Regions from separate parts of the Mus musculus genome. Here region 2 is linked to region 1. Evidence: chromatin loops called from intact Hi-C (ENCODE). Cell type or tissue: left cerebral cortex. All regions are shown on one strand. Links, peaks and the distances in the headings refer to the core of each region. The heading gives the core; the rest is flanking DNA. Region 1 overlaps Cfap20 (cilia and flagella associated protein 20). Region 2 holds the start of Gins3 (GINS complex subunit 3 (Psf3 homolog)).

What was found. A loop is a pair of places that touch in the nucleus more often than their neighbours do. Peaks named below come from ENCODE experiments on the same cell type or tissue, not always from the same donor. Only the 100,000 strongest peaks of a DNase experiment are listed, where the experiment ranks them.
Region 2: a loop joins it to region 1, with 2.6 times the contacts of the local background. A loop is called at or near these places in 2 of 42 quality-filtered maps.

What each region holds. Positions count from the first base shown.
Region 1 is chr8:95,427,373-95,432,749 of GRCm38, reverse strand. All of the region lies in intron 1 of Cfap20 (cilia and flagella associated protein 20), which reads left to right. Among named protein-coding and RNA genes, the nearest start is that of Cfap20, 4.8 kb to the left of the region's middle. RefSeq lists an enhancer at 4,436-5,377. In left cerebral cortex, for the core only: CTCF peaks have their summits at 2,468 and 4,947 (motif pointing left); DNase peaks (open chromatin) are centred at 2,628 and 4,960; H3K4me3 peaks cover 230 bases; H3K27ac peaks cover 985 bases.
Region 2 is chr8:95,631,131-95,636,507 of GRCm38, reverse strand. Gins3 (GINS complex subunit 3 (Psf3 homolog)) reads right to left here and starts at 2,949. Exons shown (of 3, transcript NM_030198.3): 1 at 2,725-2,949. The coding sequence starts at 2,910. In left cerebral cortex, for the core only: a CTCF peak has its summit at 2,990; a DNase peak (open chromatin) is centred at 3,053; H3K4me3 peaks cover 1,426 bases.

The sequences.
Region 1 (5,377 bases), core at 110-5,109:
AGTCAAGGAAACACTGGAGTTGGTCATGTTTATCAATGATTTATTGAGCAACATCTGAGTGATAGGCCTTGTACAAAGAAAATCACCCTTCTCCTGGGAACTAAGGCAAAGCTGTAATAAGGTCAGAGTCTGGTTGTAGGGTAGGGGCGACAGGGCTGTCTACATTACCAACCTGTGCCTTGGCCCTTTGCCAGGAGGCACTACACACTGACTGGGATGATTATTTTGAGTCCTTATTTTGATATCACAAGTATTTACTATTCTGACTTTTGCGTTTGTGCACAGAGAAAATGCCTATTTGGTTTCTATGAAAAACGATCTTGAAAGATTAGGTGTAGCATCTGCTTAGGCTTCTGAAATTAAGGTGATGTAGTCATTGTCCTTTGGCTTTTCCTCTCCTAAACCTCTAATGTGGCACTGAGGCAGCGCTGAGACTAACTAGTTGTCCAGGCTCACTCACCGGTTCCACTCCCTCCTTAGAGACAGGCTCCTGCTGCATGGAGGCCATGAAGCGCTCTGCACGCAAAACCTCCCGCACGCACTTGGTGCTCCTGGCCTTCACCCACATCTTCCTTGGTCTTTGGTCACAGAGCAGAGGTAGCAGTGCCTCTGATGCTTGCCTTGACCCCACAGGGTCATTTTATCAGCTCCCAGCCTCTTCATCCTCCTGTCCCCACACTGGGACTTAGTTAAGAGCTGAGACAGATCTTTGTTGGCTTTCAGACCAAGAGCTTAGAAAAAAATCAACAGGTTCTTTAATGTCCCTTTACTTCTGGAACCAACAGATCCGACTACCTTTATTAAGAATGTTAGGGCTGGATGGGTACAACTTTAATTAGATGAGTCTCTGGGAGTCTGAGTCTAGCCTGGTGAACATAATAGCAAATCCTAGCTAGGGTGACTTAATGATGTACTGTCTCAAAACAGAAATAAAACGAAGAATGTTGCTCCTCCTGCACTGCACTGCGTGAGTGTCAGTCGGCTTTGCTGCTGCACTGGGAGCCCATGGCGCTGGCTGCCCATGGCACTGGCTGCCCATGGCACTGGCTGCCCATGGCACTGGGAGCCCATGGCACTGGCTGCCCATGGCACTGGGAGCCCATGGCACTGGCTGCCCATGGCACTGGCTGCCCATGGCACTGGCTGCCCATGGCACTGGGAGCCCATGGCACTGGCTGCCCATGGCACTGGCTGCCCATGGCACTGGCTGCCCATGGCACTGGCTGCCCATGGCACTGGCTGCCCATGGCACTGGCTGCCCATGGCACTGGGAGCCCATGGCACTGGCTGCCCATGGCACTGGCTGCCCATGGCACTGGGAGCCCATGGCGCTGGCTGCCCATGGCACTGGGAGCCCATGGCACTGGCTGCCCACGGCACTGGCTTGTGTTGCTACTAGAAGCCCATTGGGCTGATTTGTGAGTGCTGCTCTCTCCTCCTCCCTCCCAGCTGCTAATGTTTCTCCATGGAATGTGACTGTATCAGAGTCTTTTGTTGATCTTGTTAAGTAGTCATAATGACTGGGTCCCCATTTCTTATTTTAAGGAAGAATAAAGACCCTCTCCAGAATTTAAAAAAAAAAGTCACTACATTTTTGGTGTGTGTGTGTGTGTACACTCACACACAGGCATATCTTCTTGCCTGTGTCCATAGAAGTCAAAGGACAAGTTGTAGGAGTCAGTTCTTTCCTTTCACCACGTGGGTCCAAGAATTGAACTCAGGACAGCAGACTTAGCTGCAGTAAGGTTTATCTACTGAGCCACTTTGCTGACCCTAGACCCTGACTTTTAAATTGATAAACCTTGCTGATGTGTACTAAGTCTGTCTGGCCTCCAGGAATGGAATTGAGTGCCTTTGGATAGAAAGAGTAAAATGATTTTCACTTTCCCAGGCGTGGTCTTTATTTCTATGGTTGATAACTTTTACTGTAACAGGATGAAAGCAGTGAGCTTCATTTACTTGTGCCCTTTCAAGAAACACTGTGAGCAAGGTGGTGCTCGTACACACATTTAATCCTAGTAGCCAGGTAGATCTCTGTGAATGTGAAGCCATCCTGGTCTACGGTGTGAGTTCTGGGACAGCCAGGGTTACACAGAGAAACCAAGAATCAAAAGAAAGAGGGAGAAAGAAAGTGATCGAGGCTTGGGAGGCAGAAGCAGGCAGATTTCTGAGTTCGAGGCCAGCCTGGTCTACAAAGTGAGTTCCAGACAGGGCTACACAGAGAAAGCCTGTCTTGAAAAAAAACCAAAAAAAAAAAAAAAACCAACCAAACAAACAAAAACAAAAACAAAAAAGAAAGTGAGCGAGGGCAAGAGAGAAAGAAGGAAGGAAAGCAGAGCACAAAGAAAGAGAAAGACACTGTGGTGCCCAGGGTAACTGAAGGGACGGACCATTTGCAGATGTCTGGAGTTACTGTCAGCTGGGTAAGTAGCCCAAAGTCCCTTGAGCCTGAGCTTTGACCAGTCTCCCACAGAGGGCTCCCTCTGCCTGTTTTCTGACTCAGAGCCAGGCCCCTGGCCCTGGGCAGACTTTCCTACTGCAGTAGACAGCTTTAGGGGCTTAATGTAAATTGGGACATGTGTCATTAAGAGGACATGCCAGATAGCTGAGGGTTCCGCTGCAGAATGAGTGAGTGGAGCCAGAAAATGAAAGTGGGGGAGGGGGGCCGAGTGGGACTGGTACAGCTAATGTGTTATTTTTGAATCACTCTGTAGAACTGTGGAGATTGGCCAGCTTCCTCCCGATCCCTGTAGTATTATTTTTCCCTCATCCTGACCCTCCTCCCTGGGGCTCACACTGAGAGGGAAATCAGTGTTCTTTATTAGTTGCCCAGCAACCATGAAAAGCCTGGGAGAACACTGTGAGATGAGCTTAAGGTTTGCTCCTTTGGTGTCTGTAATACTGGGGATCATTCTCATCTCTAATTGCCAGTAACTTGGGTTCAAAAGCCCCCACATACTTAATGTGTAGGATAGCAGGGGTCAAGGTTCACAGGGAGGACTAAGAATACAAGATGATGGCATTTGCATGTCATTATGAAATCCACTCATCTTTTCCTTTTTTGAGTACTTCTGGGTAGTTGTGTGCATGCATATGTGTGGAGTGTATGTGCTGACGTGTTTGCTTGTGGAGGCTGGAGGTAGGCAAAAGCTGGTTAGCCATTGAACCCAGATCTGCCTGTCTGCCTAGCCCCACCTCACAGTGCTGGGGTTATAGGCAGTGTGATTGCCTTCCCCAGCTCTTATGTGGGTGCTGAGGATCCAAACTCAGTCTTACAATGTAGCCCAGGCATATCTGAAGTTAAAAAGCCTAAGGTAGCCACAGACAAGCAATCTTCCTGCCTCAGTCTCCTAAGTGCAGCCACTGTGCCTGTTAAGCCTGCTACTTTGCATGCTGATATTAATTTTGTTGCTGTTTTTGCTGCTGTGGCAGAACAACTTAAGGTAAGGAAGTTATTTGGCTCTTGGAGGAGATAGTAGGAGTAGGGAGAAAGATATGGCCAAGTTCATGGTAACAGGGACAGACAACTGGGTCATCTATGAAGACCAGGAATCAATGAGCAGAGAAATCTGACACTAATCTTGCATTACTTTTTTACTTATCTTTATTTTATGTCCATTGGTTTATTTACCTTTTTTTTTGTCCATTGATTATGTCCATTTGGTGTTTGCCTGCATGGATATCTGTGTGAGGGTGCCAGATCCCTTGAAACCAGAGTTACTCATAGTTGTGAGCTGCCATGTGGGTGCTGGGAATTGAACCCAGGTCCTCTGGAAGAACAGGTCTTAACTACTGAGCCATCTCTCTGGCCCCTATCTTTTCTCCTTTTTATTCAGTGATGAGTCAGAACAGAAGATGGATGGATACCACCCACATTCAGGGTGGGTCTTTTCTCATAAACTTCTCTGGAAGCACACCGCAGACATCCAGCAGTGTACCTTCATCACACTAACTTTAAAGACTGAGGGGTGTGTGTGTGTGTGTGTGTGTGTGTGTGTGTGTGTGTGTGTGTGTGCCTGTGTGCCTGTGTGTGTGCGTGTGCATGGTCATGTGTACGTACTTGGTTGCCTTTTTGCTTACCAAGTGAGTGCAGGTGCCTGCAGAGACTGGAAGAGCACATCAGATCCCCAGAACTCTAGTAATATGGTTAGGAGCCACATATGAGTGGTAGGACCAAACCTGGGCTCCTCTGCCAGAGCAGCCAGTGCTCTTAATTGCTTCAGCCCATGATTTTAAATATTAGTGAAAGGATAGTAAAGCAAGAAAATGTTCATGGCCACACTCTGCTGGTGAGCATATATCATGAAAGAATTAGTCATAAGCTAATTAGAGGAAGAAGTAAAGTGAAACCTTGAGCACTAAATGCATCGACCGCATTTTATCTTCATCCAAGGCCAGGTCTGCTCAGTGAACTCTGGGCCGAGGAAAGGAAGTTAACTCTTTCTGGGGACATGCATCTTACCACATGTGTTTGCAAGAAGCTTCCCGGAGGATGGGGTTACTTCCTGAAAGGCAGTGTTAGCCTGCATCTGTTTTGTTTTGTTTAGTTTTGTTTTGTTTTTGTTGGAGACGGGATTACTATATAGCACTGGCTAGCCTTACATTTGCTATGTACGCTAGGCTAGCCTCAAAACATACTGAGACCATCCTAGTTTGCAAGTGCTAGGTTCCCACCCATGTACTACCACAGCCGGGCTGCCTGTGTAATTTAATGTAGTCATTTCTAGAGGGGAGGGGTGGAAACCACTCCCTTCTCCCAGAGCAGGCTTTGGGAAGCCTCCTGTCCTTGAGTGTTCACGTCCCGGATCATCATCTGCACCCCACTCCATTTTTCCAGCTTGTTTGTGTTTCCACCCTTTGAAAGGGGCCTTGAAAGGGGGAAATGGTAATTCACTAACAAATCAGGCTGAGGAGAGACCTAGGAATGCTAGAGTGCATTCTAGCGCCCTCTGTTGGCCTCTGCATGCTGTGGAAGCCATTGTTCCCTTCGTAAGGACTTAGTGGGTAAGACTTGTAAGCTGTAAACCTAGAGAAGGTCAGAAAGGCACTTCCTTCTGTGAGTTCTGGCTGCCTTTCTGAGCTGGGAAGACCTCTTGTTGACTCTGGATGGAGAGCTTTTCGGAAGTGTTAGGACTGAGGCCATGATTTGAAACAATGTTGGATAAGTGGCAACAGTTGCCTTTTAGCGATAGTAGACTTGAGAGCCTAATTATTTTTTTTTGTCTCTTTTAGTCCATTGAATTTCACTGTTCTTGTAGCTGCCTTCTTTAGAAGGAATGTGTGTGTTATTGGAAATAACTAGTGTATGTTATAAAATTAGTACAGCATTTTATTGGAATGCTCCCAGCTCTTATCAGTGTGCTATACCACAGCATTT
Region 2 (5,377 bases), core at 313-5,312, 200 kb before region 1:
AGGTAGTGGTCTCTTTCCCCACCCACCTCATGGCTTTGGAGATGGCAGAAAGGGTCAATGTCTATGTTCTCAAAGCCTTAAAAGAAATGCACAACATGACAAGATGAGATGGCATGATGGATCAGAAATCTATAAAATCTATAAAAAGGTACAAAAGGGGACATGGAAGATGGCTCAGCACATCCTGCTCTTACAGAGATGGAGAGTTCAATTTCTAGCATCCACATCGGGCAGCTCACAGTTGCCTCTAACTACAGCTCCAGGGGGATGTGACTCCTCTGGCCTCTATAGGCATCTGCACCGATGTACATACATCTATACAGACACACACTGATACATCCAATTAGAATAAATATTTTCATATACAAAAACAACTGGATTAAAGGAAGCCATGGAAATTTTTCATCTCAAAGGGAGAACTATTGTAGAGGGAGGGGCAACTTTTAGGGGTAGAGAGGTAGAGCAGTCCACAAACATCCCAGGGCTGGAAATAAACAGCCCAAGGTTGCCAGGAGGCCAGGACTTGAGTGGCCAAGGTATTAGAAGGTAGGAAGCCAGGTACTTAAAACTAAGTAGCAGAGTAATTAGGCACTGACTTTAATGTAAACTAAAAATAGCAAATGGAAAATTGCAGAACTAAACAATAAGACAACTTAGGAAACAGGTGATGGTGGAACTTACAGTTCCCTGCCTCAGCCTCTAAAGTAGCCGGTATTACACAACTGGAGCACACGGCCCAGCTCACTCTGCCTATAAAGAAAGACTAAGGCAGGTGCAGGGGCATATAATGTGGCAGGAGAACAGAGTTCAAGGCACATATCAAAATCAACATAAGAAACAAAGTATGAAGTCTTATATCGATGAGTGAAATTAGATGTCATAAAAAAAATCTTCAAACCTAATTCTGTGCTGCAGAGGAATTCCAAATACTTTGTGTAGACACTATCTCTCAAACTGGAGCAAGACAGCCTGCTCCTTCAGAGTGGCTATATATAATAACTTCCAAGGAGTATGGCAAACATAACAAACACTACCTCAGCCTGGTGATCAGAATCTACCACAGAGTCGACAACACTAAGTTGGTGTGATGCAGTAAAAATGGAACCTGACCCCTGTGATCTCTCCCAAACCAATAAACCAGTTTGATCATGAGTAAAATATCAAGCAAACCTTATCTGTTATCATAGCCAGAAAACTGTCATTAGATACAACCACAACAAAAAAGCCTGACGATAGCTAAGAAGAACCCAGAGAAATATAATAGCTAAAAATTATTCTTTAATTCTTTTTTTTTTAAAGATGCTAGACTAGAATATTAGGTAAATTAAGAAAATAAGACCCAGCCGGGCGTGGTGGCGCACACCTTTAATCCCAGCAGAGGCAGAGGGAGGCAGAGGCAGGCGGATTTCTGAGTTCAAGGCCAACCTGGTCTACAAAGTGAGTTCCAGGACAGCCAGGACTATACAGAGAAACCCTGTCTCGAAAAACCAAAAAAAGAAAAAAGAAAGAAAAAGAAAAGGAAAAAAGAAAAAGAAAAAAAGACCCAAACTCGGCAGGATATCTTGTTCAGTAGAGTGTAAGAGCTCAACTAAATCCTAGCCATACAGTGGTGACACACACCTTTAATCCCAGCATCAGGGAGGCAGAGGCAAAAGGATTGCTGAGTCTGAGGCCAGCTTGGTATACAGAGCCAGTTTATGTCAGCCAAGGCTACACAGAGAAACTCTGTCTCAAAAACATTAAAAAAACAAAAACAAAAGACTCCTAAATCTTTCTCTATGACAATGGGGAGCCAATAAGTTGACATTTGGGGTAGAACTCTGTGGTAGCATGCTTGCCTGGCATGTGAAACGCTCCAGGATTCACCCCCAGTCCTGGAATATTCTTCAAAAACATGGCGGTCGACTCTGAAGAGTCGACTTACAAAGGACTGTGAGGTTGAGAAGCAGCCCAGGGAGCAAAAATGAGCCTTTCTGTTGTTGAAAAAGTAAAAATGTGGTGTTTTACTTTGAGAAAAAGTACCTAGAAATAGACAGAGACAAAATTGATACCCTTCCAAACAAAACTTAAAGGACCTAACGGGAAATGAAAGTAACCATTGCAAGTTACGCTCTTGGGACAAACTCGTACTTGAAGCCATAGAGTCCAAGGTTCGAATCCCAGTTCACCATTTACTGGAGGACCCTGGCTTTGTTAACCCAGCTTTTGTTAGGTTTATGGGAGGGCAAAAGGCTTAATACGGGAAGCTGCAGTTGCCATTTTTCAGTGCGACACTGAAAATTGTTATGAGCAACCTTTTACCGAGGACTGCCTTGGTTAAGCCAGCACGGACTTACTGTGGAACCCTGGCTGAGGTACTCACTCTTTGTAGAATTGCCTAAGCGAGAAGATGACAATTTATCCCCCCATCACAGACTCCCATCCCCTGATGGACAGTCGGTCCTCGGAAACAGGCTGCAGACACTGTCATAATTGTGCCGAGTGCGCATGACAATCTGCAGTTCCCAGACTTCGAAACTTCAAATAAGTTTTATGGAAACCATGAATAGAACCAAGAGACCCTGAGATGATGGGCTGGAGCCAAAGCCAATGACTTTGGAAAGTTTGAAGACTAAGATCGGTGGCGGGAGAGTCCTCCGAGTGCTGTGCAGCTTCCCGGGACCCCCGAGGACTCCCACCGCCTCCAGATCTTGGAAACCTCTGCCCCGGCCGGGCTCGCCTCACCTGAGGGAGCGGATGGTCCGGCTCGGAGCCCGCGCCCCGCTCCAGGAAGAAGGCTCCCAGGCGCGGCATGGGCGTCTCGACCCGCACCGGCAGCTTCTCCTGCGACATCAGGATGTCGTCCAAAGACAGGAAGTTCTCCTCCGGCCCCAGAGCGCCCGACTCCACTGGGAAATACGCCTCGGACATGGCAGCTCGCAGCACAGTCAGGGATGAGGAGGGCGCGCCACCTCAGCGAACTAGGGCCGGCTTCAAACTCGCTTTCCCGCGCCGCACTCGCCAGACCCGAGCAGTCGATTTCGGCGAGCCTGCGGCCGCTCAGGCAAAAGCAATCAATAAGGTCACAGATTGGGTCCAGTGTCCCCGCCCAATGCGGAAGCCCTGGATGAGTCGGCCGGAAGTCCTCCTGCAGCTTGTAGACTAGGCTGGGGAAGGTATATGAAGCTTGAACATCATTGAAGGGACAGCATGTGTCTGTACTAACGGAACTGTGTTCATGCAGCCTTTAAATACACACATAGAATTTAAAAACATCTTTGGGGATTCAAGTAATATCATTTTACACTATGTATTCCAGCCCTCATTAATCCCGCTTTTATTGCATTTTCACTGGTAGGTTAATTATTGTCTTTGAAAACAACAGAAGAAACTAAAACGCAAGCACTAGTCCAAATGTTTAACTGTGTGCTAAGTTACAAATTATTTGTAGTATTTTGGCCGGGTGTAGGTTCAGGTGGGGTGGGAGTCTAGATGGAGTGGTAGATTTATATATGGCTGGAAGATCTGAAGTTCAGGGCCTTGCTCTACTGTCAACTGGCAAAGTCCTCGTGTGGTGATCAGTTTGGGTTCCTGAAAGAGGAAACTAGACCAGTTTCCTAGTCTTTTCACAGCCACTCTGCAAGCGGGAGCTCCTATATCAAATGCGATCACAGGTAGAGTACCTGAGAACAAAGGAAAGACCACGGTTGCTTGGTTGCTTGGTCCTAGATTTGGCGGTACATACATGAATACAGGTTGAGGCAGATTGTTGCGAGATTTGCTACCGAATTTACCTACTGTAGGAGGGCATTCCTGAGGTAGTGGTTTGTGAGCAACACAGGAAAGGGGGCGAGCATGCCTTTCATCTTTTGTATTCCTTTTTAGTTTTGAATGAAATAATTTGTTAATGTATTTACATAATTCACTACATTTAAGCAATAGCCTTCTAAATATGGACTAGAACTTTACATATGCTAAGCAATAGTCACTTGCTTTTTCTTGCCAAAAACACTTGTATCACATGAATGCTTGAAGTATTTACACCACTTTCTTTACTTTTTATTCCTCTTCTTTTAACAACCATTGCTCTAGTCAGTTTAAGACATTTTATTCCAGACAGCTACTTTAAAAAGTTGCAATAATGTCAAGCATGCTGGCACATGCCTAGAATCCCTGGACTGGGGAAGCCAAGGCAACAGGATCTCAGGGTCGAAACAAGACCAGGTTATAGGGCAAGGCCTTATCTCTAAAACAATTATGACTAATGTGCTTGTTGACAAGAGCGGGTCAGAAGCAGACCCAGGGTGTGAGCTAGGCATGTCCTGTAACTACTGGCAATTTTCTGCATGTACCCAGTTCTTATATACTGCTGCTACCCAATTCACAATGGTTCGACTCACAATCTTTTACTTTACAGTGTTAACAAAAGCTTATTCATATAACCATGCTGTAATTCTCAATACAGTGTTCAATAAATACCACGAGATGTTTCATGTTTTGTTATAAATTAGGCCTTGTGTTAGATGACTTTGCCCAACCATATGTTAATGTGTTGTAAGGCCATTTGAGGCACACTGGGCTAAGTGCTGATATTTTGTAGGATAAGAGATCAAATGGAAGAGATAAAGATCAAATGCCTGCATTCCATCCAGAAAGCTGAGAGTGGATCTTGTTAATGACCTGGTGACCTTTTTGCGGTCTGTGGAGGCAGACCTCACCCCTTTTGCTATAGAGGCAGACCTCCCCCAAATTCCCCAGGATGATTATCCCAGACTCTGCCCTCCTAGACCATTACCCATCCTGACAGAAGATGTCACATGTACATTATGACCTGCTGACCTCTATGATGTCTTGGTCAGAGACCACACTAGATTCTAGGCCTATCAGATATGAACCCCACCCTCGTGGTCACATGTACTTTGTAAAGGAGTTTCTATGTGGTCACACCTTAACCTTTATTGTGCACCAGGAATTGGACTGACTGGAAGCTTTTCCCAAACTGTACTATTTAAAATATGCTGGCAATGAACTGTCTGCATCAGACTCCCCGAGGTCTGGTCCAGGTTGATGGAGGTCAATCTGCACTGGGTTTTCATTCTTTTCTCTTTTTGTGGTTGGGTTCCCTGTCACCTAAAGGAACCCCCTCTGCATGGGATACATGTGCACACACGCACACGCACATGTCTACACACATACACACATGCATACTGCATGCAAACAATATAACACTGAAAAATTAAGTAAACATAACTGATAGTGATAATGTATACTTTTCTGCTGAGAGGGAGATATGACAATAATAGAGTTTAGGGTAGAAATATTAATTCAGGTAACTAAGAGCAATATGGGTCATTTGCTGCTGAGGACAGTAAGCTACTTTTGGGTAGAAATAATAAAA